2 separate regions of the Homo sapiens genome follow, and region 2 is linked to region 1. The links are chromatin loops, found by intact Hi-C in ENCODE. Cell type or tissue: B cell. All regions are shown on one strand. Links, peaks and the distances in the headings refer to the core of each region. The heading gives the core; the rest is flanking DNA. Region 1 overlaps PRKAG2 (protein kinase AMP-activated non-catalytic subunit gamma 2). Region 2 overlaps PRKAG2 (protein kinase AMP-activated non-catalytic subunit gamma 2).

Region 1 (15,883 bases), core at 7,860-15,859:
GCATGTCTATGCTTCCTCTTTGTGAATATTCATAGCTCCTCCTATAACCTGTTGAATATGTACATTTGGCCACGCTGTTCAGCATAAATCCCTGTCTTCCACTCTCGCAGTGCCTGTTTCCAGCATCTGGCTAGAGACTATGCTTCCCAGCCTGTCAGAATGGTGACCTGCTGGCTGCAGCCTTTTTAAAGAAGTGATCCTTTCCAAATGTAGGAACCTTATCATTCTTCAACTGACACTTTGCTGGTCACTGAGCAAGGTGTGCTGGGAGGAGTGAGGGCTCTGAGGTCTCGCAGGTTTTCTGGGGAGCTTGATTCTTATGGAGTGACCTACAAATAGCACATGTATTGAAAACACATCAACCAGTCTCAGAGCAGCCCTGTCTCTTGGGTTTTAGGAGTTCGACCTGGAGCTGTAGGGGGGTGAGATAGAAAGTGGCCTCCCTCCTGGAGAACCCAGTGAACAAACCACCATGCCCCACGCCCCATCCCCGACTTTAGCATTAAGCGTTGCAGAGGCTGAGAAGTAGGGGTTCCAGCCACGGTTGGGTCTTGTGTTGACCATTTTCCAGTGCAACCACAGGCTCCCTAAGATTCAAGCAGCACTGTGGGCTTATGACCTCACACATTTACCATTGCAGAAATTATGCCAAAGCATGATCAAATTATCTGCCCACAATGTATAGGTTGCTTACAAAAATAACCAGCCCTCCTCTGTTCCTTACTTCAGGCTCTAAGATCTGCCTGATTTCTACTACTGTAAGAACATAGAAAGTAATCTCATTACATGCATGATTTTTACCCTATCTTCATTCCAGCTATGTTATTCTTTATGCTTTTCCCTTAGCTAAAATTTCGATTTCCGCTTTACATTTTTGGCATTTTAAAATAAAACATTATATCACTTCTATCAGCACCACGTTTCTTGTCTTTCCAAGTCTGCTGATGCTTTCAAAATCCCCACGTCCCAAACTCAGCACCATTAAATTGGAGTGAGGCTGGTGGTGGAATGGGAGGTGGGTGCTTAGGGATTATTCCACTTCCTCCTTTCCTCCTGCACTCTGTTCCAAAGCCAGAGAGCTCCGTGTCCTTTTGCTGTATCTGAACAACTGTGGGAGGAATCATTTTGTATGCATGCAGTACACACAATGCCATCTTTCCTAGAAGTCTCAGGCTCTGGGGTATATATCAATATCACCTGAGGAGCCTGTTAAAACTTTCGATTCCAAGACTCAGGCCATTGAGTCATTCGCTTCACTGGTTTGTAAATATCTTTGTACATTAGGGATATTAGTCCTCCATCAATTCATCATCTCCTTCTGGTCTAGCACGTGTTTTTCACGTTTATATTGTTGTTTTGTTTCATTTTCTATTTGGAGTGGGAAGCTGTATGGAAGTGGTCATCTTGATGTCATCAATGATAATTGCCTCTGTCCCTTCACAGTTTCTGGACCCGGTCGGGCTTACATATGACCCACTGAAATCCCTGGGTCAGTATAGCCATCATCTTGTATTCAGAAGCATCAGCCCACATTTTAGAAAGCATTGAAAAACAAGTTAAGTTGTTGGTGAATTAATTTCAAACAATTTGCTCAGTGCCTTCAGGCGCCATTCTAGACCCTGAGAAAGCTTTGAATAAAACAGAATTCCTGTCCTCAGACAGTTTACACTCTGGTGGGGAGAGACAGGCAAGTGAACCAGTAAATAGACAGTATATCCTGTGGGGAATCAGTAGTGTAGATGCCTGCAAGGAGATTGCTACTACTTTACCCAGGGTGTCAAAGGAAGGCCTTTCTACTAAGGTGAGTCCTTTCAGGAAATCTGAAGAGGTGTCTGGAGAGGCTGCCTGGGAGCCAGCGGTGTGCTTATATTCCCAACACACATAATGCCCCTTTCAGGGGGTCATCTCTTCTATCCCTCTCCCACCATCCTACACAGCACAAGAACTGGGCTTCAATCTCTGGTATGACGCTCCCAAACTCTCCAAAATCTTCTCCAACCAAAACTCACCTTCTAGAATCTTCCCTTCACTCACCTGGACCCCCGTTATGCATTTCTCTCTTAGACATTCTTCATTCTTTCTAACAGGAATGCATCCAGCTCTCCTCTACCTCATCAATATAGCAAAGCTCTGAGAATCAAGCCTGCAAACTTTGAGAGAAGGCAAGAAAGGCTGTGGATATTTATATCACAAACAAACATATTTTTTGCACCTTCTAGAAAGGCCTGACATCCCAAGATTTAGATATTCAAATGTTTTGGAGGTACATTACTTAAAACACTTAAAGTTTAGTTCCACACGGAAATTATTTTGGTGTGACCAAGAGCCAGGTGTGGTGGTTCACACCTAAATCCCAGCACTTTGGGAGGCTGAGGTGGGAGGATCGCTTGAGTACAGGAGCTTGAGACTAGCCTGGGCAATACACTGAGACCCAATTTCTACAAAAAGTTAAAAAATTAACCAGGCATGGTGGTGTGCATCTGCAGTTCCACCTATTGCGGGCAAAGGGCAGGAGGATCGCTTGAGCCTGGGAAGTTGAGGCTCTGCAGTGATTCTGCCACTGTACTCTGGCCTGGATGACAGAGACCCTGTCTCTAAATGAATGAAAGAAAGAAAGAAAGAAAGAAAGAAAGAAAGAAAGAAAGAGAGAGAGAGAGAGAGAGAGAGAGAGAGGGAGGGAGGGAGGGAGGGAGGGAGGGAGGGAGGGAGGGAGGGAAGGGAAGGGAAGGGAAGGGAAGGAAGGAAAGGAAGGAAAGAAGGGAAGAAAGGAAGGAAGGAAGGGAAGCAAGGAAGGAAGGAAGGAAGGAAAGAAAGAAGGAAAGAAAGAAAGGAAAGAAAGGAAGGAAAGAAAGGAAAGGAAAGAAAGAAGGAAAGAAAGAAAGAAAGAGAAAGAAAGAGAGAGAAATGACCAAGGAGCCACTTTTATCTATTTTTTCGTAAATGGCTAGCTGGCTATCCCATTATTGGTTTATAGATCCCTAAGATCTATTCCATTAAAGCAGAGTCTCAGCACCTGGACTAAAAGTGGACTTCGGAGTTCAACCACCTGACTTCACATTTTGGCTTTACCACTTGGTAGCTGTGTGGCCTTTGTTCCACAACTTAAGCCCTCGTGCCTCAGTTTCTAGTTTGGTAAACATTGTACAAATAGAAGAGTTGCTATGAAGATTGAAAGAATTACATACAATGCACTTAGAACACACACAGACTTTTATAAGGAGCAAAATTTAGCAACACGACATTAGATCATTCTGGAGGTCCTGCCTTGCTGACTGTGTAAGATTCTTTTTGCTTTTTTAAAAGACTTTAATCTTATTATTGGCAGTTCATGAACACACAGACATGCACTTTCCTTTCCTCATCTCCAAAGGCAAGATCACCCTAAACCAACTTGCAAAATCTTTTGAAGCTAAAGATTCACTGTTCTGGAAGCTCCTGCAGCCACTCAGCCACGTAATAATTCTTGTGGCACAAGGTCAGCCAGGTAAACATTTCAGGCTTTGTAGGCCATGGGGTCTCTGTTGCACCTGCTCAGTTCTGCTGTTGAAGTGTGGAAGCGGCAGGAGAGGAACACACAGATGGGCGTGACTGTGTCTCCATGACAGCTTTGTTTACAAAAAGAGGTGGCACGCCAGATTTTGTCCCGGGGCTGATTTTGTCATTTGCTGACTGCTGCATTAGAGGGAGAGACGGAAAAGTGGGGCATTGTTTTGGTTGGGGTGTTTGACTCTGATCATCAAAGGGAAGTAGGTTTGATATTCCATGGTGGCTAGGAGTATGATGAGAACGCCAGCCACACTACGAATCCTCACGCTACTGTACCTCTGACCAGAGGCAAATGTTAGTGAAAGACTACGGCAACTCCATACAGGCAGCCTCTGAGAGGTAAGATCCTTCCAGAAGAAAGGTCTGGTTCTCTTCCCTGGGCAAAAAACACCAGCCAGCCTAGGTACTTGCTGGTCCCAAGATCAGCTGTGGAATCCAGAACCATGGTCCCCATCTGTGTTCCCCCTCCTGTCTTAGAGTGTCTTAGAAGATTGAATTACCTCTTTTTCCTTTTTCATTTCTCCCTCTGAAATGACAGTGATCATAATTTTCATCTTCCTGCTTTCTTTCCCCTTAATAATATAAAACAGTGTTTATCGGCCAGGCACAGTGGCTCACACCTGTAATCCCAGCACTTTGGGAGGCTGAGGCAGATGGATCACTTGATGTGAGGAGTTTGAGACCAGCCTGGCCAACATGGCGAAACCCTGTCTCTACTAAAAATACAAAAATTAGCCAGGTGTGGTGGCGGGCGCCTGTAATCCCAGCTACACAGGAGGCTGAGGCATGAGAATCGCTTGAACCCAGGAGGTGGAGGTTGCAGTGAGCCGAGATCTCGCCATTGCACTCCAGCCTGGTGACAGAGTGAGACTCCATTTCAAAAAAACAAAAAAGAAAAAGAAAGAAAACAGTGCTTATCAAGCTCTGGTGTATATCAGTATTACCTGAGGAGCCTGTCAACACTTTAGATTCTATGTTTGTCATGTAGGCCATAAATTATAGGACAGAAAGATGAGATGCAAATAGAACATGAGGAGAAGTGGGCATTACCTTGAGACAGAAGACTCAGAAAACAGGGGATCATAGCCACATCCTCCTTAATGTCAAGGCTGGATGTGAGGCTGCATCGCCCTCCATGGGGGAAGCAGCTTACACAATTGTATGTAGGCTCGTTGGGCCACGTGTGATGAGGGCATCCTTGCGTGCATGCACACATGCTGGCCAAGGAGGGTGGGATGCCACAGTCCCCTTTGGATTGCCAACTGGACCTCTTATCCTGGAACTTCCCGCCCTACCTCCTGGTTCTTGGTCATTCTGTTTCTCCTGCGTGATCCTACCCCCCACCCCGCCCTGATTGATTCAGGGATCCTAACTGGGCTAATCAGATATCCTGCGACAAGGCATTTAGGACAGTAAATGGAGAGAGACACAGACTAGGACTTCTCTGGATCTCTTGGAAAGATCCACGAATTCTTGCTGCTGAGGCCTCAGGGCCAGTCTGGTTCCTTCCCTTCCTGAGTCCTGAGGGTTCAGCTCTTTTTGGAATTCCGTAAATGCCCCCAAATCCTTCCAACACATTGTTTGCTTGTTAAAAAAGTGGTCGTGTGAATATAAAAGAAGAGGGACGAAAACTGGATTCAGAAAGGCTGGAAATGTATCCCTTAATGCCTTTTGTCCAGATTTGGTTCAAAGGCTTCTAGCAGCCAGTGCAGACAGAGGAAATGCGCTATTACACGATTAATGTCTGCTAGAGACAAAAGCAGTCCCGTTGATCAGAAGTTCAGCTATTCTTGGTACCAAGACCAGACAGCAAGTTCCTCCCAGGGGCCTTGTGTAATGAACGAAGTCTTCATGACATCCCTCCAGTGGACACAGTGGCTTTCACGGGGCTGTTTCTTCCCAAGACCCTCCAGATGGGCCGATGGCATTACTCACAGGCTCAATTTCATGAAGTTAGTTCTAGGGCAGTGGGGGAGCAATCTACAGTCTGGGAACCCTGATCCAGGAATAGATTTCAAGTACGGAGAAAAGCAGACAGATTTTGCCTCCTCCAGGCCAGCCTCATGCCAGGCACAAATGAACGGCCATCTGGAAGGAGCTCAGGGTGACCTCCCAGTCAAGTAACACCACAGCACAGAGACCTGGAGCTTCGTGCCTTATCAGCCATAGGGCTCGGGGAGGGATGGCTTCTTTCAGGGAAAGCCAAGGAGCTGGCCTCACTGATTCTCAAGGGCACCAACATGAGCAATTGCCCTGGGGACCAGGCTTGCTCTGTTCTGAACTCCCCATCCCAGGGGGCTTCTCTGAAGAAGCCATGCCCCCACCCCAACCTAATCAATCCTTGCCCTTGTGAGTAGCTGAGAGCCATGTCATAGCCTTCCTGAGCCCGGCCCCTGGCTGTCTACCCCGATGGTGTAACCGGGCTGTAACAGGCTCTGCCTTCTCCATAGTACCTGACAAGCCAGAAGAGTGAACCTGGGGATTTTCTACCAAGGACATTGAAGGGCCTTGGAAATACTCAACAGAAAAAGGCAGCCGAAAGGAGCCAGGAGTCAGGCCTGTCTTCAGTGGCCAACGTCCCACCATGTCCACCAACAATAAAGAGCTGCAGTGCCTGACTCCCTGTGTCCCAAGGGAGGGCCCAGGCCCCGGGTACACACGGGCCCCAGCAGGCAGCCCCAGGTCCCGCTCCCTTCGCAGCTGTCTGCACTTCTGCCATAGGAAAAAAGCAATTCACAGGCTCACTGAGCTCACAGACCACACTCAGGCCTGGAGGAAGGCGCAGATGGCAGGCCCAGCCGGGGCAGTGCAGGCACCCTAGGTGAGGAAGCAGCAGTTTTAAGTTTCTGGAATGAGAGGTAGCTGAGGGGCTCATATACCCCAGTGTGTGGATTAGGGGCACAGGGGTGTGGAGCTATGAGTGGACTGTGGGCCCCTACCCAGCAATGAGGCCTTCAGGTACATTGCAGAGGATGATCAGGGGCCTCACAGTCTCTGCTTCTGAGCCCCAGCCTCATCCCCAGGACCCCTTGGGTGCTGGACACTGCCGGGGTGAGGCCTCCCGAAGGTACAGCCCCCACATTCCTCAGCCCGCAGCTGGAGCTCCTGCAGTACAGGAGATGGGTTGGGGGACTCACTCTCTGACTCCACCTGCCTGTCTCGGCCCCTGGCTTTAAGGAAAGGGTGGAGGGGAGTCTGGGAGCTTCCTCCTGTGCAGACCACAGGCCCCAATGGAAGGGGCCATGGCCAGGTTCAGCATGGGCCCCGAGGTCTAGCTCTTCACTGCGGCAGCACCCCATGTGGACACCAGCAGAGTCATCCCCAGGCCTGTGCCTGCGTTCCCTCACTGTGAGCACAGTGTCTGCTGGGACCCGCTGAGATCCAGAGGGGCTGGGAGTCTTGGATCCACCTCTGATAGAGGTTGAGTGTTTCTTCCCCGCTCTCAGGTTGAAATTGGATCCCCGGTGTTGGAGGTGGGGCCCCGTGGGAGGTGTTTGGGTCCTGGGGGCAGATGCCTCATGAATGGCTGGGTTGCCTCCCTGCGGCAGTGAGTCCTGCTCTCTTAGCTGGGTGCTTTAAAGACTCCAGTACCTCCCCCCTCTCTCTTGCTCCCTTGCGTGTGAGCTCTGCATACCCCGGCTTTCCTTCGCCTTCCTCCATGAGTGGAAGCAGCCTGAAGCCCTTGCAAACACCTTGGCAGAGATCACGACAGCAGGAGAAGGTCCAGCCTGGCCCACTCCATCCTGCATCCAGCCTCACAGGCTGGCTGGCTTTGCTCATTACCTGGGCGGAGGCCAAGCTAACAAAGGGAGGAATTTAGTTTATAGTTTAATTTGAAAGCAAGGATGATAATAGTACCTCCCTGAAACCAACTGTTCCTTGCTCAGGGACTGAAAACCAGCTTTGTGAGATGAATGAAAGACCACAGATTAGGATTATGGGAGGGGCCTGAACCGGGCTAACATGCAGGTGTAGTTTCTATGATCTCGTACTGCTCTGGGGTCATGGAGCCAGAGGTCACAAGACTTGCAACTTCCCCAGTTGCTCCTGTAGATAGTATCACTATTTAACACCTAAGATTGGTCTTTTGAGATAATTTTTTAGACTTGAATTCTGGCAACCAATGGACCCCACCCAGACCCATGACTCATGACTCAGCTGACCCTGTGGCCCTCACCTAGAGGCCGACTCAGTGCTGGAGGCCCGTTTCCACACCACTGTGATCTCATCCCCAACCAATCAGCAGTGCCCGTTCCCTAGCCCCCTGCCCATCAAATTGTCCATAAAAACCCTAAGCTCTGAGCCTTTGGGGAGACTGATTTGAGTGATAGCTCCATCTCCCATGTGGCTGGCCTCACATTAAACATTTTACTACAATACCAAGATCTCGGTGAATTGGTTTTATCTGTGCAGTGGGCATGAGGCTCCCACTGGATGGCTGTGCCCTCCCCAGAAGCAGATGCTGGCACCATGCCTCTGTGCAGCCTGCAGAACCATGAGCCAAATAAACCTCTTCCCTTTATAAATGACCCAGCCTCAGGTACTCCTTTATAGCAATGCAAAATGGAGCAACACCGCCTCCCATCCTGGACCTCCACACTCAGCCATCTGTAGGTTCTCCCCATGCCTTCTCCAAGCCCTGCTACATCCCAGCATTCCCCAGCTAGCCCTTAAGGCTGAGCACGGGGCCTTGGCTGTCCCCAGGCATTCCTGGTGGCTCAACTCTTTCTTCTGCTGTTACCAACACCCGCAACTTCTGTTCCACATCTCGCCACCGCCCCAAAGCTCAGGTCTGGGAGCTTGACATTTTTTTCAAGATGTATTCATTTTTAATTACCAATAAGTGAAGCTAGTCTCAAAAAATTGGAATATCAGATAAAGCAACATTTTCCTTCCACCCATCCACTCCTAATTCTTCACTTAGAAGCTACCACTAGCAGTCCAATGCATGTCCTTTTAAAAAATAAAAAAGGTATATATGTGTGTACACACATACATATATGCACATACATACACACATACATCTATACAAATCCAAAACACACACACACACACCCATATATGCTGTGTTCAAATTATTATATGCATATGCTTTCTTCCCCCATAAATGCTTTCCTTACAGTCCCTTCTAGCTTTGATTATCTGTCTGTCTGCAATTCTGTCAGTTACTGAAAGAAAACAGTTGAAAGAGATTGAAAATCTAAACATAAATAACAATGAAAGATAGTGAAAAGGAGGAATACTTTAAGAAATTGATATGGTTTCAAAAAGAGATTTTTCCAGACCCAGTTTCTAAAAGAACAGCTCATTTCCCAGGCTGAACAGTGGACAGCACCAAACCTCCCACCAAATGCTGTACTGAGCTGCAGCCTAGGCCCTGAGGACTGAACAACTTCTCCTGCACCTCCTGGTGCCACTGCTGGGCTCCCAAAGGGACCCTCTGCCTGCAGGGACCCTCCTCCTCCTCTCCCCGCTCCTCCCTCTCACCCTCTCCTCCCACCCCCATGGAGGGCTCTGTGCAGGAGAATGATGTAGAGGGAGGCGGAGGGTGATGGTTCCTGCCAGAGCTTCAAGACCTTCCCATGGGAGCCAGCTCACAGCTCCTACACTCCTTTGGGCACCCTTCCGATCATCAGGTTCCCTGTGCTGCTCTCCGCCCCGCTCAGAAAGCCTGCCCTGTCCTAACTGAGCACAGGCAGTACCATGGAGACAATCTCGTCCTTTCTTCTGAAGCCTGCTTGCCTCTGACTAGGAGCCCTTGAAGGCAGGAATCCTGTCTTTTCATCCACCAATTCCAGCACATTCAATCTACACAACATCGCAAGTTCCCCAACAAGGCAAACTGCGCACACATCCTCCTTCTCTTTGACAAATCCCACCTGTGTGACGTGGAGCCCTCACGCAGCTTTCCCATCAGGACGGGCCTGATTTCCTTCCTCTGTACAGCACTTTGATCCCTCATCTCTAGACGATGTTTATACAAGGAGATGGGGAAAGAAAGGGGCACCTTAAGGCTAAAGTGCACAAACTTAAAGGAAATTGTGACAACCCCACAGCCTTGAGTGAGGGGTGTGTGTAGAGCATGGTCAGGACCTGCCCCCCACAACACACACACAACCCACAGGCGGGAGCACCTTCATTTGTTTTATGTAGAAAGACGAAGTGCAAAATCTGTCCAAGAGATAGATCTGCTCCACTCACACAGAATACGGCCACCATCCCCTCCACCTCCAAGGTGGTGGATGAAGTAGTGAGGCTGACAGAGACCTGGCTTCTCGTCCTACAGCCACTGCTGCCTGATGGAAGAGTTCGAAGTCAGAAACACCGAAATTCCCCTCTTGCTGCCGCCTGGCCTTGCAGATATAAAGCGTTGCTCTAACACACAGTATTGCCAGTCTTTCTGAGTAAAAGTCAGCCTGGAGAGAAAGGTGAACTATCCCAGGCCTCTGATGGTCAAGGACAAATTTGTTTTCCACATCACTATCTTCCCCAATACAAATGTTCTAAGTCAGTAGAAAGAACTGGAAAGAATAGACAAAGGAAAGGAGAAAGTAAACGCCATAAACTTTCTAGTTCGTGGTATATTTCATATTATCATCGACGGCGCTCAAATGAAAATACCTTATCCTCAGATCACAAACACTAATGAACCTACGGAACTCTTTCTTAAACACTCACATTTCCTCCTTCCATTTCCCCAGCAAATCCCTCCTAGCTTCCATTCCCTGCTGCCCAGAGCCCCAAACAGAAAAAGTTAGGATTTGCCAGAAACAGGTGTAGTCAAACCCTCAAATACCAAACCACAGAGAGTGGAAGCCATATCAGGCTGACCAAAGCAGTATGGTCCCGTGGCCCCGGGTGAGGGCCTAAGCTTGGCTCCATGCCTGCAGTTTCCAGAGAAGGCTGGAGGCAAGTGTGTCATCTGATTGTCCATACAAGCTGTACTGTGAGTATCAGGATGTTTACAGTTAACCCAAGGACCTTGCTGGACCAGAAGGATTACGCTTTGATAGATTAGCATGGGAAGAAAGTGACAGGTGGAAACTGATGTTCTGGAGAGAGATTTGTTTAGGGGGAAGTGGGGGTGGGGAGAAACAGATACAGGCACTCAGCACCAAGCTGCTCACAGCCACCTGGCAGCTTCGGTGCCACCGTGGATGTGTGGCTGCAGAAGAGACCCCCAGCACCCCAGCACCCACCTGAAACAATAGCATCAAGGTCTTACTTTTTCTGGAGCGGGAGAAAAACCTGATGCCCCCGGGCGAGGTAGCAGGGTTGGAGTTGGGGGAAGACTCTTTGGAGGAGGAGCGGAAGATCCCACTGAAGCTCATGCGTCGAGGGGAGCGTGGCGGGGACTCCTGGTAGGAGAACGGGAACACGGTTTTGGGAGAGCCGGGGCTGGTCTTGGGCCTCACAGGTGCAGACATGGGGCTGGAGGGCCGGGGCTGGGGGCCTCTGGAGAAGAACCCTTTGGAGGGGCTGCCCGGGCCGAAGGGGCTGTCCACCTGCAGAAAAACAGACGAATGGATGCAGTCACTCCACGCTCTGGACACGCTGCCTCCTGCCCTGTATGAAACTTATCATTGTCCTCTCTCACATGCGGGCCCCCCATAGTACCCTCCCAGAGAAACAGCCCTAAGCTCTTCCACAGAGGTAGCCACTGAATGGTCTGCAGGTAGCACCTGCCCCAAGGATGGCCCCTCACAGGCTGGCAGCACCACGTCCTGGAGGTCCACTGACCATCCTGTCCCACTCCTTAGAAGGGGCTTCCAGGAGGTAGAGGGGAGGAAGGGAAGCGGAGCTCAAAATGAGCGTCTCCCTCCTTTATTATGGGCCTGCCTGCCTTCACCTCTCAAGACCTCACGTCCATCCAAGTTCTGACCACACAGGACTGCAGTCCTCTTGCCTGCCTATAAGATCCCTATGTTCCAGAACAGAGCGGGCCTGGAGCTCCATCCTGAGACCTCAGTCCTAGGTGATGATGAATTTTTCACCTCCAAGCTGCTTCAGCATTTGAAAGACTGAGGTTGCCAACAGAAGTCAGGAGAAAAGTTCACAAAGCCAGCCGGGTACGGTGACTCACGCCTGTAATCCCAGCATTTTGGAAGGCCGAGGCGGGTGGATCAACTGAGGTCAGGAGTTTGAAACCAGCCTGGCCAACATGGTGAAACCCCATCTCTACTAAAAATAAAAAAATAAAAAAAAAATTAGCTGGGCATGGTGGCGGGCGCCTGTAATCCCAGCTACTCAGGAGGCTGAGGCAGGAGAATCTCTTGAACCCCGAAGGCGGAGGTTGCAGTGAGCCGAGATGGCGCCATTGCACTCCAGCCTGGGCAACAAAACGAGACTCCATTTCAAGAGAAAGGAAAGAAAGGAAGGAAGGAAGGAAGGAAGGAAGGAAGGAAGGAAGGAAGGAGGGAGGGAGGGAGGGAGGGAGGGAGGGAGGGAAGGAAAGAAGGAAGGAAGGAAGGAAGGAAGGAAGGAAGGAAGGAAGGAAGGAAAGAAAGAAGGAAAGAAGGAAGTTAACAAAGCCCCAAACCTCTGAGACTCACTTCACCAATGATTTAAAATTCTAGTCATGGCTTAAAAAATTATCAGACCCCATAACTTTAAGCCAAGGCACAGAGCTCATAGCAGACTTTGAGAAATATCTCACGTGCCCGCAGCCGTGTTCCTGCTGGATGCGTGGAGGAGCTCCTGCCCTGCCTCTGGGTGCCGGTATTTGGCCCCTGCTCTGCCACCTGCTGAGCCAACCTGGGCATGTTACTTGGTCTCACCGAGCCTCAGCTCCCTCATCTGTAAAATGAGGATGGCCGTGCCCTCACCTCAAGGGCTGCTTGAACGTCAGATGAAGCCGCGTGAGGCCAGGAAGCACACGGTGCGTGGTAAACAGCTCTTGTCCTACCACTTGGGAAACTTGCAAGCAACACTGAGTGGAAAGGACCTCAGAGATGACCCAGTTCAGAAGCAAGAAGGGCGAGTAACTCGTCCGCAGCGCTCGCGGGGAGCCAGGACCAGGGCAGACGCGGGAAATACTGCCCTCGGGCGGCCGCGCTGTGCTGAAAAGGGAACACAGGACACCCCACAGGCAGCCTCGGTGCCACTTCGGGGTCTCTCTGTCCCACCACGGGGTGCGCTGTCCGGACCGCGGCCTGGGGACGTTCTTCCGCCACTAGAGGGCGGCCCAAGCCCCGAGCCCGCGGCCCCGGGAGGATAGGATGCCCGTGGCGTGGACCCGCGCAGCACAGCCTCCCCGCGCGGCCTCTCCAGCCGAAAGAGCCGGCGCCGCCACGTGGAGGTGTAGGTCCGGCCTGGCGCGGACACCTTCGTGAGTGGGCCCGGCAGGAAGAAGAGTGTGGTGCTATAGGACCTTGTAACTCAAGCTAAGTTTTGAGTTTTTCTTTTTTTGTGTAGTTCTGTTTTTTGTTTTTGAGACAGGGTCTCCCTCTGTCGCTCAAGGCTGCAGTGCACTGGCGCAATCTCAGCTCATTGCAACCTCCACCTCCCGGGCTCAAGCAATCCTCCTACCTCAGCCTCCTGAGTAGCTGGGATTACAGTTGTCCATGCCCAGCTGATTTTTTTTTTTTGACCATTTAATATGAAAAGCATTTAGATTCTCTGTTTATAGAATATCCCAGTTAGCCACTATTCCACCTAACTATGGGAATCAGGACAAATCCTGAGAATAAATTTACAAACAAGAGAGTCTTCAGGCAGGGGGTGGTGTCTCACACCTGTAATCCCAGCACTTTGGGAGGCCGAGGTGGGTGGATCACCTGAGCTCGACCAGCCTGGGCAACATGGCAAAACCCTGTCTCTACAAAAAATACAGAAATTAGCCAGGTGTGGTGGCCTGTAGTCCCAGCTACTCAAGCAGCTGAGGTGGGAGGATCACTTGAGCCCCAGAGATGGAGGTGGAGGTTGCAGTGAGCAAGGTGACACTACTGTACTCCAGCCAGCTTGGGTACAGAGCAAGACCCTGTCTCAAAAAAAAAAAAAAAAAAAAAAAAAAAGAGGTTCTTCTTCAAGTGGTGGGTGCTGTGTGTGCAGGTCTAGGGTGGGATGGGGGCTGAGAGAAGCCAGTAGGAACAACACACACAGGCACCAGGGTGGTCCTATCACAAGGTGACATAAGCTGGTCCTGGGTGGAGGCCCGGGTTTGGTCACAGCTCAGTTTCCCGCAATGTGGACAACGACTTGGTTGTCCAAGCCTCGTTCCCAGGGCTGAGACAATCACGACAGCAGCCTCGAGGGTGTGAACCGGAAGAGGAGCCGAGGCCACATGGGAGGACCGGAGGGAGGGGTGGGATTTTGGAGCTGCTGGAAAGGTGAGCCCGGACCTGGTGCATGGACGTGCTCTGTTTACAGCATAGGGAGCTTGCTGGGGAGCCGGGGGAGAGGGCCGAGCCAATGCAAATGTCCAGTCCTACAGGGAAACAGAGACACATAGGGGAGCGGGGCCCCAGGAGAGCTTGCAGAGTGCCCACAAGGCCGAAGCACCATAAGCACCATGCAGATGGATAAATGGCCCGGAGCTGAAACCTGCCCCTTAACAGAGGCCCTGACCCAGAGGAGGCCCTGACAGCTGGCTAGGCTTCAGAGACGCAGTGACAGGGCCGGGGAGGTGTCCAGTGCCCAGAGACAGAGGAGAAGGGGTTTGAAGCACAGAGACAGAGGGCCGGCCATTCACTTGGGCCACCATGAGGGTGGGGGTCACGGGGGAAGTTGAGCCATGAGCCCCTGGAGAACCAGTCATGAAAGGCCAGTTTAACCATATTTGATGAGCAAGGGGGACCCCAGGATTATCCTGAATGGGGTTCCATTCTGTATTCTGAATCCAGGCCAGTGGAGTCGGGCATCCAGGGATCAGGCCTGAGGAGGGAGCCCTAGGAAGCAGCCCTGCCAGTCCTGTCTCTGGAAAATGGCCGAAGCATGCTGGATGCTGGGCCCTGTCTGACCCCTCTCACCGGGAACCTTGGGGGCCAGATCACACTCCCAGACGGTGGGAAAGCCAGGCGGAGGGACAGGCCTGCTGGGGTGGGCTGCGTGGCGGTGCAGATAACAGGCGCCAGCTGAAGCCACCAGGGACAGGGCCTCAGGCCTTGCTCTTGGGCAAGCTATAGCCAAATGATATGTTGGTGAATGCAACCGGATGATTCCCCGGGTATTGACAAGACTCCCAAGTGTGTGCCTGGCTCCGCAGAGCTAATGGAGAGCAGGCATTCAGCCGTCTGCGGAGCAGAGCTCTGCCTATGGGGCCATTTGTCATGCAGCTGCCAGAGAGGAAGCTGGGGCCAGGGCCTGGCTGTGGCCCCTGTGTCTCTCCCACACTCTCAGATCTTCCGTGCAAGGTTTTCACTGGAAAGAAGGGTTTTGCAGAGTCAAACAGGAGGAAGACGACCCAGTGCCCGCGGGGCTGGTCCCACAGCCTTGCACGGGGTTGGTGGCCCCTTCCTGCCACTCCACTCTCTGCTGGCCCAGAAGCTCAAGGCCATTCCCTGGCAGTCTTTGCTGGATGGGCCACGAGAGCTGCTAATAAGGTTGCTTGTTCAGGGCAGGGTGGGGAGGGCACTGGCACCAGTGGAGCCCCACAGGCCGACACCAATTTGATTCAGTTGTGTGTAATTCAAATGCTTAAAGAGGAGATTTGCTTTTTCCAGCATGGGAACTCCTGCCTTCATCCCAGGCTAGCCGGCACCCAGAACCCATCCCAGACCCTGTACGTAGCCCCCAGATCACTAGCTCTGTCTGCTGTCACCTGCCGGAGGGGTCTGTGGGTGGCAGAATGCCAGGAAGCACGTCCCCTACCAGGCCTCCACCCACCCTTACTTCCTGGCTGCAGGAGAAACCTGCAAGCAGCCTGGACCTCTGCGCCCTGCCACGGCCACCTCGACCCTCACCTGATGCTGTGGCTCCCTCTCCAGAGCCCCCCACCCCACCCCACACTCTTTCTGGCCACCTGACCCTACACAGTCAACAACCTCCTCGAGACACTAGTTTCCTAATGGGAGGGAAATTCACCAGTGCAGGAGGGACGGCGAGGAGCTAAAGAGAGGAAAGGAAAAGTGGAAAGAGAGAAAAAGGCGTGTGGAGAGGGTGCAACACGAGGTGGAAGGAGAGAGCCCAGCGCTGGGGGTGGGCGCTGGTGGGCAGCAGGGCAAAGTCCTGCCAGTCGAACTCAGCCCAAAGACCACAGATGGTCGGCAGTGACCGATACCTTCCACCGGGCTTAGCTCACTGCTCATCTTCCTCCACTGCCTCTGCCCATGTTAGGGGGGTCTAGTGGGCCACAGTCAGTGCCACGTGAGGAGAAGAAAAAGGGGTGAAGCCCAGGAGG
Region 2 (16,230 bases), core at 4,993-12,992, 56 kb after region 1:
TGGATGAAACTTAAAAACATTTCGTTACGTGAAAGAAGTCATAAAAGACCAAATATCATACAATTCCTTCCGGGGACCCTGCAGCGGGGGAGGGCATAAGAGGACGGGGTTGACGGGGGGAAGCCAGGCAGGAGAGTCCTGGAGGGGGACGGTGGCCCCGTGTACAGCCTGCGCAGCTGCCAGAGTTCCTGAGGAGACCGAGGCGCAGACACCCCCCTGAGGCCATCTGACAATGAGCCTGCCTCCATTGGTCATTAGTGATGTCAGCTGGGGAGGGGCCTGGACAGAACCACACTTTCTGCGTTATAGAATCCAAGGTTATTGAGGATTTCATTCTAGATGGAGAAATGGGATGGAATGGCTTCTGTTCCAATGTCGAGGACTGTTCCACCTGGTTTTTTTTTTTTTTTTTTACCATGCTCACGAGGGGACACCTGGGGTCGCTGATAGAAGTTCAGCGGTTTGCCATTCGCCATTCTCAGGCTTGAAACTCTGTGCCTGGCCCAGGCCGAGAGGAACCTATCTGTCCGCAGGCTGACCGGGAGCCACCCTTCCCGCCACCTGCACGGGCCAGAGCCAAGTCCCGCCACCTGCACTGTGCTGTGTGGGCCACGGAAAGGCCAAGTGGCCCAGGGTGCACCTCTTTCCTCTCCAGGGCGCCCTGAGATGCAGGGAGCAGGCAGAGAAGAGAGAGGCCGAGGAGAGAAATAAGCCAAGCCCGGGGTCTGAGCAGGCTGCACCTGGCATCCGTCAGCATCTCACTCTCCTTTGAGGTAACACACGGAGCTGGAAGGACTGGGGGACGGAAACTCTGAGCCCTGAAAGGCCCCTACAGTGTGACCTGAGAAGATCTCTCAGAGAAGCTTCCAGAAATCCATCTGTGCCTCCCCGGCCCTCCCGCGATGGGACTCATGAGGGGCAGCAAAGAGCCCCGGGGGCGGGGGGAAGAGGAACCAGAGCCTGGCCTGAGGCCTCCTGCGGGATGGTGGACAGCTGAGGCTGCTCTGGAAAACTCCCTCTGGCCAAACTTCCCTCTTTTATGCTTCTTAGGATGGGGGCGGGGCGGGGGGGGGTTGTGATGAGAGGGAGGAGCGTGGTCCCTTCTTTCACTATTTATTCTACACATGTTGTGCTCTCTCACCTGGAGTGACTTCGAGTCATCCAATGTCACTAAAAATCCTTTCTTTTAGGTGAAGGAGTTTCCCTCACTTAATTCTCCCAAGAAAGATTCACGAATGACCAATAAGTATATGAAGATAAGCTCAACATTAGTTATCAGGGAAATGAAAATCAAAACCACAATGAGACACCACTTCACACCCACTAGGACAGCTAGAACATAAGAGAGACAATTACAAGTGTTGACAAGGATACAAATAAATTGCAATCCTCATATTGCTGGGAATTGCTGGTGGGAATGTAAAAGGGTGCTGCCAGCTTGGAAAACTGCCTGGCAGTGCCTCAGAAGTTAAATATAAAGTCACAATATGACCCAGCAACTCCACTCCTAGGTATATTCTCAAGAGAAATAAAAACATATTTCCATACAGAAATTTGTACACAAATGTTTATAGCAACATTATTCATAATAGCCAAAAGGTGGAAACAACCCAAATTTCCTTTGATGAATGAGCAAAACATGGTATATTCATACAATGGAATATTATCCAGCCCATAAAAAGGAAGGACTGACGCATGGTACAACATGGACGAACCTTAAAAATATTTCGTTACGTGAAAGAAGTCATAAAAGACTTCTTTTAGGTGAAGGAGTTTCCCTCACTTAATTCTCCCAAGAGGTGGCCCATTAAAGTGGTTTCTGGTCATCACACCTTAGTGAGTTAATGGCTATGGTCAGCGGAGTTCTGGGCCAATCCTTACAGCAGGTTTAGGCAAACACGTGCCCTTGTTTCACTGATGTGGCAGGAAAACGTGTTCTGATATTCATTTGTATGTTCCCCCCCTTGCACGCCCTGCCTCCTCCTCCAAGCTGGTCTCGGGTCCTGGCCTCGCCCCCTGGAGGGAGTTCTGTGTGCCCGACAGGTGCTGTGTCCCAGGCAGGAGCTGTGTCCCGGTCAGGTGCTGTGTCCCTGGCCTGCCTGCACCGAGGCTGGGGCATCCTGGCAGGATCAGAGGCCGCTAGGGAGGTGACAGAGTGGGGAGCAGAGGACACTTCCCCAGAACCGAGACGGGAGAGAGGGGCCAGATCTCAGAGCGGGGTGGCTGCTGCATCCACCAGAACAAACTCACACACTGGGGCCTCCACTCGGCAAAGAATCTCAAACTCAGGCCTGGCTGCTGCACGAAATCTCCAAGATGGAGGAATCTCAGGAGTCTGGACTAGAAGGGTACAGGGGCCACCAGATGCCTGGAACCCAGACTCTTCTGAGGCCTGGGGGAAGGGGAGGAAGGTCCCTCCCAGAATGCTTGAAATTGAATTTCCCCCCAACCCAATAGGGTGGACACTAGTGACTGATTAGAGGGAGGAAGAGGAGGGGAGGAGGGAAGGAGAGGAGGAGGGAAGGAAGGGAGGAGGGAAGGAAGGGAGGAGGGAAGGAAGGGAGGAGGGAGGGAATAAATCTGAGTCTTTGCCCCACAGAGTTTGTGGACACCAGTTCACACCAAGGAGACCTGCTTGTTGGGGGCGAAGCAGAAGCTCCGACTTCTGGGCAGTGTTCACAGTGCCTTCCCAGGCAGCCAGCAGACCCTCCATAGACACCTGCCCACTGTGGGAGGCGTGGGAGGCTGTCAGAGGTTAGGTCCACGAGAAAGGGAGGAGGGTCAGGGCGGCTGAACACCCCCTCAGAGGAAGGAGCCTAGGGGTTCTCCCCCCTTCCCCTGGGGCTGGTCTGCTGGGCACTGAGGCATCTCTGGGGGGGGGGTCCCAGCACAGCCCACCCTGGGTCCCTTCCACAGCGTGAGCCCCCCGTGCCTGCAAAGGAACGCAGGATCCATGTCCACTCCTGAGGGGCCGCTCTCGGGTACTCTCCAGGTGCTACCTGGGACTGAGGCGACAAAAGCTCAGAGCCCACCTCTGAGGCCCATCCTCAGACCTTCCCTCCCTCTTCTCTAGGTAATAAATGGGCAGCCTCCCAGAGACCCCTATCCCAGGCGAGCAGTTAGGACGGTGGCCATTTCCAGGGAGGCCCCGTGCCCTGACCCCACGTTGCAGGACCCGCTCCGGACTAGCCTGGTGTTCCTCCCAGGACACCCACACTGTCCCCTGAAAAGTGGGGGACATCTTGGAGGAGGTGGGCAGATCAGGTGTCTGAGGTTGCTGGCACTCACTCGTTTATGGTGCACCAGCCCTGGAAGATTCAGGAACAGAAAGACAGACAGCGTCCATCACGAAGCTGGCTTTCCAGTGGAGAGGCGCATGTCAAAATAAAAAGCTAATTTCATTCCGGTAAGAACTGTAAGAGAATCAGGTGTGATCAGTGCAACAGAGAGCGCGTGAGTCTTTTGATTAGATGGTCACGGAAGGCCTCGTGGAGATCTGTGGGGTGGACCTGAGAAAGGGAACTGACCATTGGAAGCTGGGACAGAGCACCCCGGGCAGGAGGGTAGCCAGTGCAAAGGCCCTGAGGCAGGGCTCGGGAGTGTGCAGCGGGAAGGGTTCTCATCCCTGCTCATCCCTGAGCAGGACAGGGTGTGACGAATGATGTTCAAAGGCTGTTCCAGCTGCTGAGCGGAGGAGGCCCTGGAAAGGAGAGGGTGGAAGCGGCAGGGAGGGCCCTGGGGAAGTCTGCAGGGATGGTGCGGGTGAGAGACAGCCCTGTGGGTGCCGCCCTCACCTGCGCTCTGCTATAGAGAGGAGAGCCAGAGCGGGGCGGCAGGAGTGTCTGTCTCGGCTCTTAAGCCGATGGACGCTCCAGAAACCCATCTGGTCCCCAGCCCCAGCACCAGCCAAGATCCTTCTAACTCCAGCGGGCTTTTCAGTTGTTCCAGGGGTGGGGGATAGTTTGGAGAAATAACACTTCCCCTGTGATTAACACATTCAGAAAGGGGCAAAGGGGAGGTTGGCACGAGGCAAGCCCAGAATCCAACTGGCATAAAAAATAAGTCCTTAATGAGGAAAGGTTCACAGCCTCCCCGCTGTGCCTCCCCCAGATGGCGGGAGGGGGTGTGTTCTGTGGGGTGCCCAGTGCACTGGCACACAAGCACACTGCCCCCGCTGGGAGCCTGAGGCCACAGCCAGCATTTCCACCTCACCGTCCATCTCTCCTTCCTCTAGGAGAAGGCCCGGCCCATGGCGGGGGCCAGGCAGGGATAACAGAATAGTGAATCTACTTAAAAAGTTACCTTTGCTAAATACTCACCTTACTGCCAGTTTCTGGAGGAAAAAAAAAATAGAAAATGGCAGCAGGTGGATCATTCCCCGACAGCAGTTAAATGCACCTTGGAAAGAACAAGGTTTCTGCCCAGCAGCCCCCAACAGGGCTGACCCTGAAAACTTAAGGACAAATTCAAACAAGGTGTCAACTCAAGTCACAGAATTTGGTGATCATGATTTGTCTTAAACTGACTCCCACTTCTAAGGGAATGAGAAAGTACACCCAAGATGACCTGAGCCACAATTTTTGGTAAATTAAGTCCTGTAACCAGGTACAGGTGATTCCCGTTACTCAAGGTGGTTTTGCTCCACAAAGTCGCCAGGCACACTGAGTTAGCAAATGCTGAGCCATTGTTTTCAGGGGAGGTGCAGGGTTAGCTTCCTGGGAGCCTCTGGCCACGTTTTTGTCAACCAATCAGTACATCACGTTGTTTGATGTGGGTTTCTGTTTAAATAAAGGCACGGGTGTCCCTGTTTGCACCGCACAGCGCACCCTCAGGTGAGAGTCTTCCGGGCTGAACATCCCATCTCCACATAGTGGGAGGAGGAACACCCAGCACTACCCCTACTTGCTGGAATGTGGACCATCTGGGGTCGGAAGGGACCCTGGAAAGCATCTGATGAGGTGCAGAGAGGTTTAAGCCCCCACCCCAGGAACGGAGTGGAGGGAGTGTGGAGGGCTACGGCGCAGTGCCGCCCCTCCCCATCGCTGTGGGTGAGTCTCCTGGGGGGCTTTGAACAACAGAAACGCACCATCTCCCAGTTCCGGAGCCCGGAAGTCCGAGATCAAGGTGTCGGCAGGGCTGGGTCTCTCTGAGGCTGAGAGGGAGAATCTGTCCAGGCCTTTCTGCCAGCTACGGGTGGCTGCCGGCCATCTTTGGGGTTTCCTGGCTTGTAGAAGCATCACCTTGATCTCCACCTTCATCCTCACCAGAGGTCTCTCCGGGCATATCTGTGTCCAGAATCCCCCTCATACGCAGATGCCAGCCATGTGGAAAAGGGCCAGCCTGCTCCAATGTGGCCTCATCAAAACTCATCACATCGGAAACGACCCTGTTTCCAAAAGAGGTCACATTCACAGGTACAGAGGGTTAGGATTTGGACACATCTTTTAGGAGACACACAATTCAACTCATAACAGGGTGCCCTTAGAAAGGTTTTATGTTCATTTGTTTTTAGGGTCAGGGTCTTGCTGTTTTCCAGGCTGGAGTGCCATGACACACACGATCTTGGCTCACTGCAGCCTTGACCTCCTGGGCTCAAGTGATCCTCCAGGTAATATTTTTATTTTTTATTATTTTTATTATTTTTAATTTTTTGTAGAGACGGGTCTCCCTATGTTGCCCAGGCTGGTCTCGAACTCCTTGGCTCAAGTGATCCTCCCACCTCGGCCCCACAAAGTGCTGGGATTACAGGCATTAACCACCACACTCGACACCCTTAGAAAGTTTTCAGAAATTGCTCTTGTCTGCCTGCTTACCCTTCCGAGGCATCTAACAGCATCCTCCCTGGCCTAAGCCTGGGAGCCTTCCTAAAGGCGTAAGCTCGCCTTTAGGAACCACTCTCGTTGTGGTTTTAAATTGTCATCACTTGCCAGATAAGGAGAGGTTGCTGTATGGACAGACACACAAGGAGACTGACCCAGGTCCTGTTGCAGGACAGTCACCCAGCATCCTGGCCCCACCCTGGGCTTCCATTGGTCTGGATCGGACATCCCGGGGGCTCTCGTGGGCAGCCTGGTGATGCCAGGAGGAAGGGCCCACTGTGATGGCAGATTGCTGGCTGCTCACCGTGATGAAAGTGCATCTGTCCCACAAAGGGCAGCCTTTCCGTATTCAAGAGTGGGGTGCAGCTCAGGGAGGCATCGGAGATGGGGACTGTGACGAGGCCAATCCACGGGCATTGATTGCTCCATGGACCAGCGTGTCTGAGCTCCCTGTGAATGTATCTAATTTGTGGGACTTGCAGGACCCAGGACCCAGTGCACATCCTGAGTCTAACTCACCCCGACATTTTTTGGTTTTAAACCAGTGAGATGTGATTACAATGAATATTCATGACCGCTTCCCATATCCTGAGTTTTGTCTTCGGCCGTGTCTTTGGAGCATTCCTTCCCCTATAGCATGATTTCTCTTTTATGTTTTGTCTGTCATCTCTTCCCCAGGAGACTGAGAGACTCGGGGGAGCAGGGGCTGCGTCAGGACCCCCTTTCTGCCACCCCCAGCACCAGCCCGAGACAGACTGTGGTCTGACTGCAGGCTGACACACCTGGGTCCACAGGCTGGATTCTCAAGAGGGGCGAGAGAATGGGGTGGTGGCTGCCCCAGGCCAGCTGGTCCAGGCAGCTTCCCTGATCACCGCAGTGACGCTCCTGCTCAAGCTGGGAGAACCAGGGTCAAGTCCCTTCACTCAGTCACCAAAACAAGAAACAAAAACAACAACAACAACAAAGGCAAGGTGGACCCATCGCTGGCTCCTCTGCCTCCAGGGGATCAGAACTTGCCCCCTTCCCAGTGTGAATTCCCCTCCGATGGGGTGTGGAGGCTGGGGTAGTCTCTAGGCTGTCCCAGCTGTGCCTCTGGCCTCCTGTCTGGGTGCAGCCTTAGCGGGGCACAGGAGGGCGTGTATGCGGGTCCTCCAGGGTCCTCAGGCCACAGCTCCTGGGCTGGAGAACTGTGAGGTAGGACCTAGCCCCTCGGGTCCCCTGCCCTCTCCTCCTGGCAGGTTCTCTGGCTTTAGGCATTAATGTCCTGTGACAAATTCACTTAGGACTAAGAAGCCACTGAGAATATTCAGTTCTTGGATCATCCACAACAGCGGAAGCAGAACAGAGTGAGCACTCCAGACGCGAAAGGGCCCGGCCCAGCCAGCTTGCGGGGACCCCCGAGACGAGGTCCCTGCCAGACTGCCAATGTTTATTTGAGGCTATTTGTTTAAATTCAACTTGAACCCCGGTTACCTCCAGCTCAGCCCTGCCCTGGGCGCTGCGAGGAAAACAAAGCCACACCACACCGTGCACAGCCGTCTTCACATCTCTGGAAGACATCACCGTACAGGAGCGGTGGGGAGACAGACCGAATCCCATAAAGTGTGACCTCCTGCCACTGCCACAGCCAGGGCAGAGTGCCCTTCGGGGCTACACAGCTCCCCCCACCACCCCAATCATTACAGGAGAAAGCAAATTGGTGAGACCTGGTATTTTTCATTAAACAGATAAAGTTTATTTTCTTCAAATAGTATCAGAAATATTTTGAAATGACCCTCAATTCCACATTGGGGTCAATTATGGGGGAGGGAAAGGGGGAAAGTGGACAGGAAGATAAGGTGGAAGAAGAGGGAGAGAAAGAGGCAGTGCTGGCCCACGGGGATGGCAGCTGGGGGTGAATCCGGGCGACCCTCCCTCCATCCAACCGTCGGCGCTCGCAGGGCGTTGAGAGTGCTTCACACAAACGGAGAGAAATGGTTGATATTAGTATAGTCATGGTTAATATAAACCTTAAATACCTTTTTAAAGATTAGAAGCTGAGCTGGGAACGGGGCAATCAGGCAGCCTCGAGGGGGGACTGCAGGGAGCAGGGGAGAGGCTTAGAGAGTTCTGAATGCCACACGCGAGGCACTTTTCTCAGGGGGCTCTTAAGCCCTAACACCTTTATAATTTCCCCTTAAGATGCTAATGATCTATTAATCACTGTTTCTGGCTGACTTCCCTTTACACCAGTGCCTTCAGAAGCTCCCCTACCGAGTGGGCCTGTCTTAGGGAGGAATTACTTCCTACAGCTAATCCAGAGTTCCCGCCCCCTGCAACAAAACCCACAGCAGCTTCTCCTCCGGTAAAGCCGGGATCTGAGCAGACAGTCACTCCTGTGGGCAGCGCTGGCTGGAAAGGACACTGGAGCAGGCCGCGCCTGGGCCTTGGAGACACGCACAGGACCCTGGAGGAGGCCACACCTGGGCCTCGGGAACGCGCACAGGACCCCGGAGGAGGCCACACCTGGGCCTCGGGAACAGGCACCAGCAGAGGCAGGACTGGAAAGGACAGGAGAGGCTGGGCCCACATTTAATCTCTGTTCCCTCTCCCTCCACAGTGGTGCCTTTATTTCTAGAAGCAACGAAGGAAACACAGTAGACTCAGAGCCAGAAGAGGAAGAGGAGGCCAGCTCCCACTGCTGCAGCACTCAGCTGGGGTCAGCGGGGCTGTGGCGTTGCACCACTCCATGAAGGGCCTGGTGTCCCTTGACTTGGACACCCTCGACCCTGCCAGGCTCGGCCCCACAGCCTTGCTCAATCCCCTCAGCACCCTCGTCTCCAGCAGACGGGTATCCTGGACATGTCTCACCTGATTTGACACAAGACCACCAAGACAAGGGGCAGGTGGGTGCAGTGGCTCACATCTATAATCCCAGCACTTTGGGAGGCTGAAGCAGGAAGATTGCTTGAGCCCAGGGGTTGGAGATCACCCTGGGCAACATGGTAAAACCCGTCTCTACAAAAAATACAAAAATTAGCCAGGTGTGGTGGTGCATGCCTGTGGTCTCAGCTACTCAGGAGGCTGAGGTGGGAGGACCGCTGGAGCCAGGGAAGTCGAGGCTGCAGTGAGCTGTGTTTGCTCCACTGCACTCCAGCCAGGGAGATAAAGCAAGACCCTGTTTCAAAAAAAAAAAAAAAAAAGTAAAGAAGGCCAGGCACAGTGGCTCACACCGGTAATCCCAACACTTTGGGCGGCTGAGACAGGCAGACCCCTTGAGTTCAGGAGTTAGAGACAAGCCTGGCCAACATGGTGAAACCCCATCTCTACTAAAAATACAAAAATTAGCCAGGCGTGTTGGCTCATGCCTGTAGTTCCAGCTACTCGAGAGGCTTAGACAGAAGAATCGCTTGAACCCGGAAGGCAGAGGTTGTAGTGTGCAGAGACTGAGCCATTGCACTCCAGGCTGGGCAACAGAGTGAGACTGTCTCAAAAAAAAAAAAAAAAAAATAGAAAAGGGGCAGCTTCCTCTGAAGCCAGCTCTGCAGACTGGCAGCTGCCTGACACCTCAGCCGGGCCATTTCCTGAACGGCTAGGCAGGGGCACGTTGGGCTTTAACTGCCCTCAGCCCCACCCCAACCAGGGCTCGCTGCACCAGAAGCTTCCTAGAAAACCACATCTTTTCTGCTAAGAATCAGAAAAGTCGTGATATTCTCAGACATCAGCCAACTACAGACTGGCCTGCAGAAGGAAGGAAAGTAGAAGGAGGAAGTCAAGTGATGCTGGGGCAAGGCAGCGTGGCCGGGCACCGCGGTCGGAACTCTCGTGCTGGTTTGCAGCTCAGAAGCGGTCCGCAGCCCCTGCCGTCCAGCCCTAACCCTGACCTCTTTAGGCCTCAGTTTCCCCACCTAGACAAGGATGATGGTCCATGAGTCTGCTATTTTTCATTGAGCAACCTTGTACTCAGTGCCTGTTCGGAATGAGAATAGCAATGTCTACAGTTCCAATGCTTTCGCCACACCTTACTCATGTCTTGTATTTAAATCCGGTCTGATGATTTACATAATGCTTCACCCACGAGAATTCCTTCAGCAGGGAATGAGGGTGTCATGGAGACGCCGCCTCGGGCCTCGGTAACCACTAGGGAAGAAACGCCAGGGACACCTGGTCCTGACTTGGGATCTGGTGCTCCAGGCTCTAGCTCTGTCCATAGCCCAAGGGTGCTGAGCCCCAAGTGGTCACACCTGCAATGTCACTGAGCTTGGGTAGTGGTCCATCCAGGGCCAGCCAGCCCAACGTAGCAGGGGCCCGCCTTCCCCAGGGACACCGTGTGGCCCAGGAGCCACAGCAGAGGAAGCTGAGCAGGGCGGCAGAGGAAGCTGAGCAGGGTGGCAGCTCCCTGGGAGGCCACACCTGTACCCCAGGGGTTCTTGGACAATTGGGGGCAGGGCTCAAGAGGGAGATCAGATATCCCCCTAACAAAGAGAGTGGGGGCTGGAGCGGTGAATTTGGACACTGAAAGAGGAGTGACTGTATTTGTACCCTGAGTGTGTGCGCCAGTCCTTGAGGGCATTACATTTTACATTACGTTTGTAATCAGAAAAGTAGACTTTCAAAAGAAGACATCATCTAAGTTACTTGTTAGGAGTGGCAGATTCATCTCCCCGGAGCTGGTGACAGTAGGGAGGCATTTGAAAAGGTGCCTGGACAGCACAGGCCTTGAGGGAGGACAGGTCCTCCATGCCCAGAATGCAACTGGCTGGCTAAGGTGCCTTCGAGGTTCCCCAGGCTGCCTGTGTAGAGAAAGCAGCAGCTGGCCCAGCAGCCCAGCTGCAAAGGGCCCTCACCATGCACCAGTTAGTTACTCATTCATTCATTTAGATGAGGTCTCGCTCTGTCATCCAGGCTCAATCATAGCTGGGTGGGGCAATCATAGCTCACTGCAGCCTCAACTTCCTGGCCTCAATTGATCCTCCCATCTCAGCCTCCTGCCTCTGTGCACCTGTCCCGAGGCCCCAACCTGCAGTCCTGAGACTACAGATGCATCTGGCCCCCGGACCTGCACTGTGTGGATGTGGCTTCTGTCAGTTCACTGCCTCAGGAGCAAGAGTAGGAATGGGAGGTCCTCCCAAGATGGAAGTTCACTGTTCTGTGAAACATGAACCCCCCGGACCTCCGTCGCCAGAGTGGTCCAGCAGGGTGCACAGGGGCTCCGGCCCCAAGCCGGCCTGCTTCTGATGGAGGGGTTTACACCGGAGCGAGGAGCTGCCCACCCGAGTCTCAGGCTCCTCATTCATCAACTGTGGATGTTGTTAGTTTAAGAATATAAAGTGCTGCCGGGCACGGTGGCACCTACAGTCCCAGCTACTTGCGACGCTGGGGCAGGAAGATCACTGGAGCCCAGGTGTTCAAGTCCAGCCTATGAGACAGAGTGAGACCCCATCTGATTGACTGATTGATTGGTTAATTGATTAATTGATTGGTTGAGACAGGATCTCACTCTGTTACCCAGCCTGAAGTGCAGTGGTGCGATCTCAGCTCACTGCACCCTTGGCCTCCTGGATTCAAACAATTCTCTCACCCTGCCTCCTGAGTAGCTGGGACTACAGGTGCCTGCCACCACACCAAGCTAATTTTTTTATTTTTTGTAGAGACAGGGTTTCCCTATGTTGCCATGGCTGGTCTCGGACTGCTGGGCTTAAGTGATCCTCCCATCTCAGCCTCCCAAAGTTCTGGGATTACAGGCATGAGCCACCGTAGTGAGGGTAGCAGTGGTGGTAGTAACAGTAGGTAGTGATGGTAGTGATGTTAGTGATGGTAGGTAGTAATGATAGTGATGGTAGGTAGTGATGGTAGGTAATGATGGTAGTGATAGTAGGTAGTGATGGTAGTGATGGTAGGTAGGGATGGTAGTGATAGTAGGTAGGGATGGTAGTGATAGTAGTGATGGTAGGTAATGATGATGGTAGTGATGGTAGGTTGGGATGGTAGTGATGGTAGGGATGGTAGGGATGGTAGTGATAGTAGGTAGGGATGGTAGTGATGGTAGGTAGTGATGGTAGTGATGGTAGGTAGTGATGGGTAGTGATAGTAGGTAGGGATGGTAGTGATAGTAGTGATGGTAGGTAGTGATGATGGTAGTGATGGTAGGTAGGGATGGTAGTGATGGTAGTGATGGTAGGTGGGGATGGTAGTGATGGTAGGTAGTGATGATGGTAGTGATAGTAGGTAGTAATGGTAGTGATGGTAGGTAGTGATGATGGTAGTGATAGTAGGTAGTAATAGTAGTGATGGTAGGTTGTGATGGTAGTGATGGTAGGTAGTGATGGGTAGTGATGGTAGGTAGGGATGGTAGTGATAGTAGTGATGGTAGGTAGTGATGATGGTAGTGATGGTAGGTAGTCATGGTAGTGTTGGTAGGTAGTGATGGTAGTGATGGTAGGTAGGGATGGTAGTGATGGTACGTAGTGATGGTAGGTAGGGATGGTAGTGATGGTAGGTAGGGATGGTAGTGATGGTAGTGATGGTAGGTAGGGATGGTAGTGATGGTAGGTAGTGATGATGGTAGTGATGGTAGGTAGGGATGGTAGTGATGGTAGGTGGGGATGGTAGTGATGGTAGGTGGGGATGGTAGTGATGGTAGTGATGGTAGGTAGTGATGATGGTAGCAATGGTAGGTAGGGATGGTAGTGATGGTAGGTAGTGATGATGGTAGCAATGGTAGGTAGGGATGGTAGTGATGGTAGGTAGTGATGATGGTAGCAATGGTAGGTAGGGATGGTAGTGATGGTGGGGATGGTAGTGATGGTAGGTAGTGATGATGGTAGCAATGGTAGGTAGGGATGGTAGTGATGGTAGGTGGGGATGGTAGTGATGGTAGGTGGGGATGGTAGTGATGGTAGGTGGGGATGGTAGTGATGGTAGGTGGGGATGGTAGTGATGGTAGGTAGTGATGATGGTAGCGATGGTAGGTAGGGATGGTAGGGATGGTAGTGATGGTAGGTAGTGATGATGGTAGTGATGGTAGGTAGTGATGGTAGTGATGGTAGGTAGTGATGGTAGTGATGGTAGGTAGGGATGGTAGTGATGGTAGGTAGTGATGATGGTAGCGATGGTAGGGATGGTAGTGATAGTAGTGAGGGTAGGTAGTGATGATGGTAGTGATGGTAGGTAGGGATGATGGTAGCGATGGTAGGTAGTGATGGTTGTGATAGTAGTGATGGTAGGTAGTGATGGGTAGTGATGGTAGGTAGTGATAGTAAGTAGCGGTGGTAGCATGGGGATGCTGCCGTGAAGCAGAGGAGGCTTCACAATTCTGATTGTGAAGGCTTCAGAACTCTGATCTTCTCAATTCAGGTGGAAACGTGTCTTTAGGATAGAAAACAAGTAAACTGCAGGATTCCCTTCAAGGTCTAGTTCTTCCCTGTCCCTACTTTGGGACACTGCTGAACAGGCTCCATCTGAGTTCAAGAATCTGGGTGTATCTGTGCAGGCCAACAAGCCAATACAGCAGGCATTTGAAAGACACACATACACGCAGGCCATGCTTTTAGTCATGCAAACACACAGTGTCTATATATCTATGTGCACAGATTTCTGGGCATGAATATATGTGTTCCAAGCCCCAGTGTACCTACAAGTTTTGATATAAACCTACACACAGACGTGCAGCATATGTACACAGATAATACTTAAGTGTCCACATGTCTAGAACCTGGAACAAAGCTGCATATAAAAGCAGATGGAACACAGCAGCAGGGCTATGTCTCACGTTGTCGTTTCCTGAAGCTGATGTACATGAGACACTTCATTCTAGTTCTGTGGTTTCTGCAAGGAACTGGTGGGCCAACCATTCCTAAGGAATATGGTGTTGACAAGCTGAAGACAGGCTGCACCATCACGCGGCTACAGCTGTTGTTCTGAATTTCAAATCTGGTGGCTTCATTGTTGTTTTCCCAAAAGTTTCATGAATTATGTCACCAAAAAACTCACTGATTTATGGAGTAAAGTTGAAGCAATATCTAGTTGGTGTGTTTTCAAAGAGAATAAATGGATTTCTGCTTGCACTTCTATTCCCAGAGCTGAGTATTTGAGTGTTTGTTCTAGGATCTGGTATCACACAGCCTTATCTCTATCCCCACTGGGGTGAGGCCCCCCAAGGAAGTTTAGGCTGGAACTTGAGACCACTTATCACCAAATTAATAAAATAGATTCATTTGGAATCAGCTGACTCAAAGCAGGAAGACTTGGACCCAATTCAAACATCTAGACCAAAACCTACACTCTGTTTGGTTAAGATCGGATAGAAATTCTTCCTCTTCACATCTCACATCCATGGACATGTCATGGCAGAAGGCTCCATCGTCCTCAGAGCCCAGCCAGGGAAGGTGAGCAGGAGGCAGCACATGGCTGCCCACCTCTGTAGAATTCCAAGGAACAGAAGCTTTTTAAAAATTCAGATTCCAAGGCCTCAGCCTGGGCCTCCTGACTCCTGGCCAGGGTTTGGAGATGTAGAAGGAGGTAGAAGGAGGAGATAGAAGGAGATGGAGAAGAAGGCATGAGTCAGTTTCCTCCCACACTCCAGGCCTTTCCCAGGGGTTGGGGAAGCCCTTGGGAAGCTCTCCTCTTTTGCTGCAGAGATAGAGAAAGAGCGTGGCTCTGAAGTTGTGGCAGTGTCCCTCAGAGACTGGTCACTCACTACTACAGACCACAGGCAGGCCAGTGCTCCCTCTGGGCCTCAGTGTACTCTTCTGTAAAATGGGAAGATCATACTGGGTGACCTCATCCCTAACACCTCGTCTCTAGCTCTCAACTTCTACCACTCCGCGAAGTCGTGTGGGCTGGAAGTCAGAGCGGCTTCCTCAAAGAGGCGGAAGAGGACCCATCACATGAAGGGGCTGGTTTGGCGAGGCAGAGGTGGGAAGGAACGGGGGTAAAAACCCTCCCACCTGGGTGAGCGTGTCCATCGGAGCAGTGGTTCTCAAATGAGAAGCCCTTCCCCATGAGCGAATCACAAAGTTATTTTAGGTAGGTCATACGAAATAGAAAGAGATACGAAACGTAGAACAGACAATAACTCAGTGCCTGGCAAACAGTGAGCACTATGCAAACACGAGTTATTATTTCTATCGTGAGTCATGGTCCAAAAGTTTGAAATACACTAACTTTCTGTGGCTCACTGTCTCTATTTCGTCACCAGCATGTGACCTCCATGAGTGAGGGATTTTTGACAGTTCTGTTCACTCTTAAAGCCCCGTGTCTAAAACAGTGCCCGGCACAAAGTAAAGGCTCAGTAAGTATTTACTGGATGAATAAATCGGTATCATTCCATGCAATTGTTGTCACATACATATATTCCCTCTTGGGCTAGACCGCCTGGGTCTGAGTCTGGCAGATGAATTCTGTGCTCCCCAGCCCGGCAAACCTCCCTGGGACACGGGGACGTCACAGCTCCTCTTCTCGGTGCTGTTGAAAAGAGTGTATGCGGAGCTCCAGGGATGGCGGCAGGCAGCCTCCGCCCCGCACAAGGGTGCTGGGAGACATCTGTCCCTCCCCACCTGCCCCTGTTCCCAGCTGCCCCCCACATCTCAACCCCACAGTTCCCTTTCCTGGCAGGATCACTGCTCGGCATCCCTCTCCTGGCAGCGACAAAAATGGCCCTCTTCACCCCGACAGCCTCTTCTCCTCGTCTGTGGCCTGCTTGAGCCAGGATGGGACTCATTTCCTTCTCAGGTGAAGACGTTGTTAGTGGAGAAAATGAATCTTGGGCTAATGAGCTGATCAGAACCTTGAGCTGCAAGAGGGCTCCGGCTCTCTTCAACTCCTGGCCCAGTGGTCCTCAGAGCGTGGTTCCCGGACCAGCAGCGTCCTTGTCAACCTAGGAACTTGCTAGAAAAGCACATTCATGAACCCGCCTCAGACCTACTGAACGGAAAACTCGGCGGTGGGGCCCAGCCTCCAGGTGACCCCAGAGCTTGCTCAAGTTTGAGAACCACCAGCCTAACTATTGTTGAGGAGGGAGGAAGCGGTGGTGGCCCCACTTGGAAGTCTGGGCCCTGGCAGCATCAGGACTGACTCGTGGGGGAGGCGCTGGGAAGGGAAAGGCGGTGGCTGCCGTTTTCAGATGCCTGCCTCCCTTCCCAACCTCGTCATCCTCACAAGGGGAGGTGGCTGCCAAGTCACCTAAATGCTGAGGGCGGCAGGTAGTGGGAGCCGCATTTCCCAAAACACTGCGGGGGCGGGAAAGGCCCCACCTAGGAGATCAGAGCTCTTCCCAAACACCAACGGCAACCCCAGCTCATCGGAGCCACCAGGAATAATTCTTGCCATTAGCCCCAGAGTCTGCCGCTCCCTCAGGGTCCCTCTCCCGGCATCTGGGGGCTGGATTTTCACACACACAGTGTGTATGGTCCCGGAACACAGACGGGTGCTG

The links. A loop is a pair of places that touch in the nucleus more often than their neighbours do. Peaks named below come from ENCODE experiments on the same cell type or tissue, not always from the same donor. Only the 100,000 strongest peaks of a DNase experiment are listed, where the experiment ranks them.
Region 2: a loop joins it to region 1, with 7 times the contacts of the local background. A loop is called at or near these places in 4 of 110 quality-filtered maps.

The regions. Positions count from the first base shown.
Region 1 is chr7:151,770,381-151,786,263 of GRCh38, forward strand. It overlaps PRKAG2 (protein kinase AMP-activated non-catalytic subunit gamma 2), which reads right to left. Exons shown (of 16, transcript NM_016203.4): 3 at 10,772-11,051. Among named protein-coding and RNA genes, the nearest start is that of PRKAG2-AS2, 28 kb to the right of the region's middle. RefSeq lists silencers at 12,506-12,595, 12,706-12,805 and enhancers at 13,537-14,426, 14,427-15,316. In B cell, for the core only: CTCF peaks have their summits at 12,696 (motif pointing right) and 12,896; a DNase peak (open chromatin) is centred at 12,681; H3K4me3 peaks cover 1,025 bases.
Region 2 is chr7:151,829,724-151,845,953 of GRCh38, forward strand. All of the region lies in intron 1 of PRKAG2 (protein kinase AMP-activated non-catalytic subunit gamma 2), which reads right to left. Among named protein-coding and RNA genes, the nearest start is that of PRKAG2-AS2, 32 kb to the left of the region's middle. RefSeq lists a silencer at 5,766-5,966 and enhancers at 8,300-8,881, 9,114-9,163. In B cell, for the core only: no CTCF peak of the experiment used is centred there; DNase peaks (open chromatin) are centred at 8,629, 9,538 and 10,108; H3K4me3 peaks cover 1,588 bases; H3K27ac peaks cover 4,509 bases.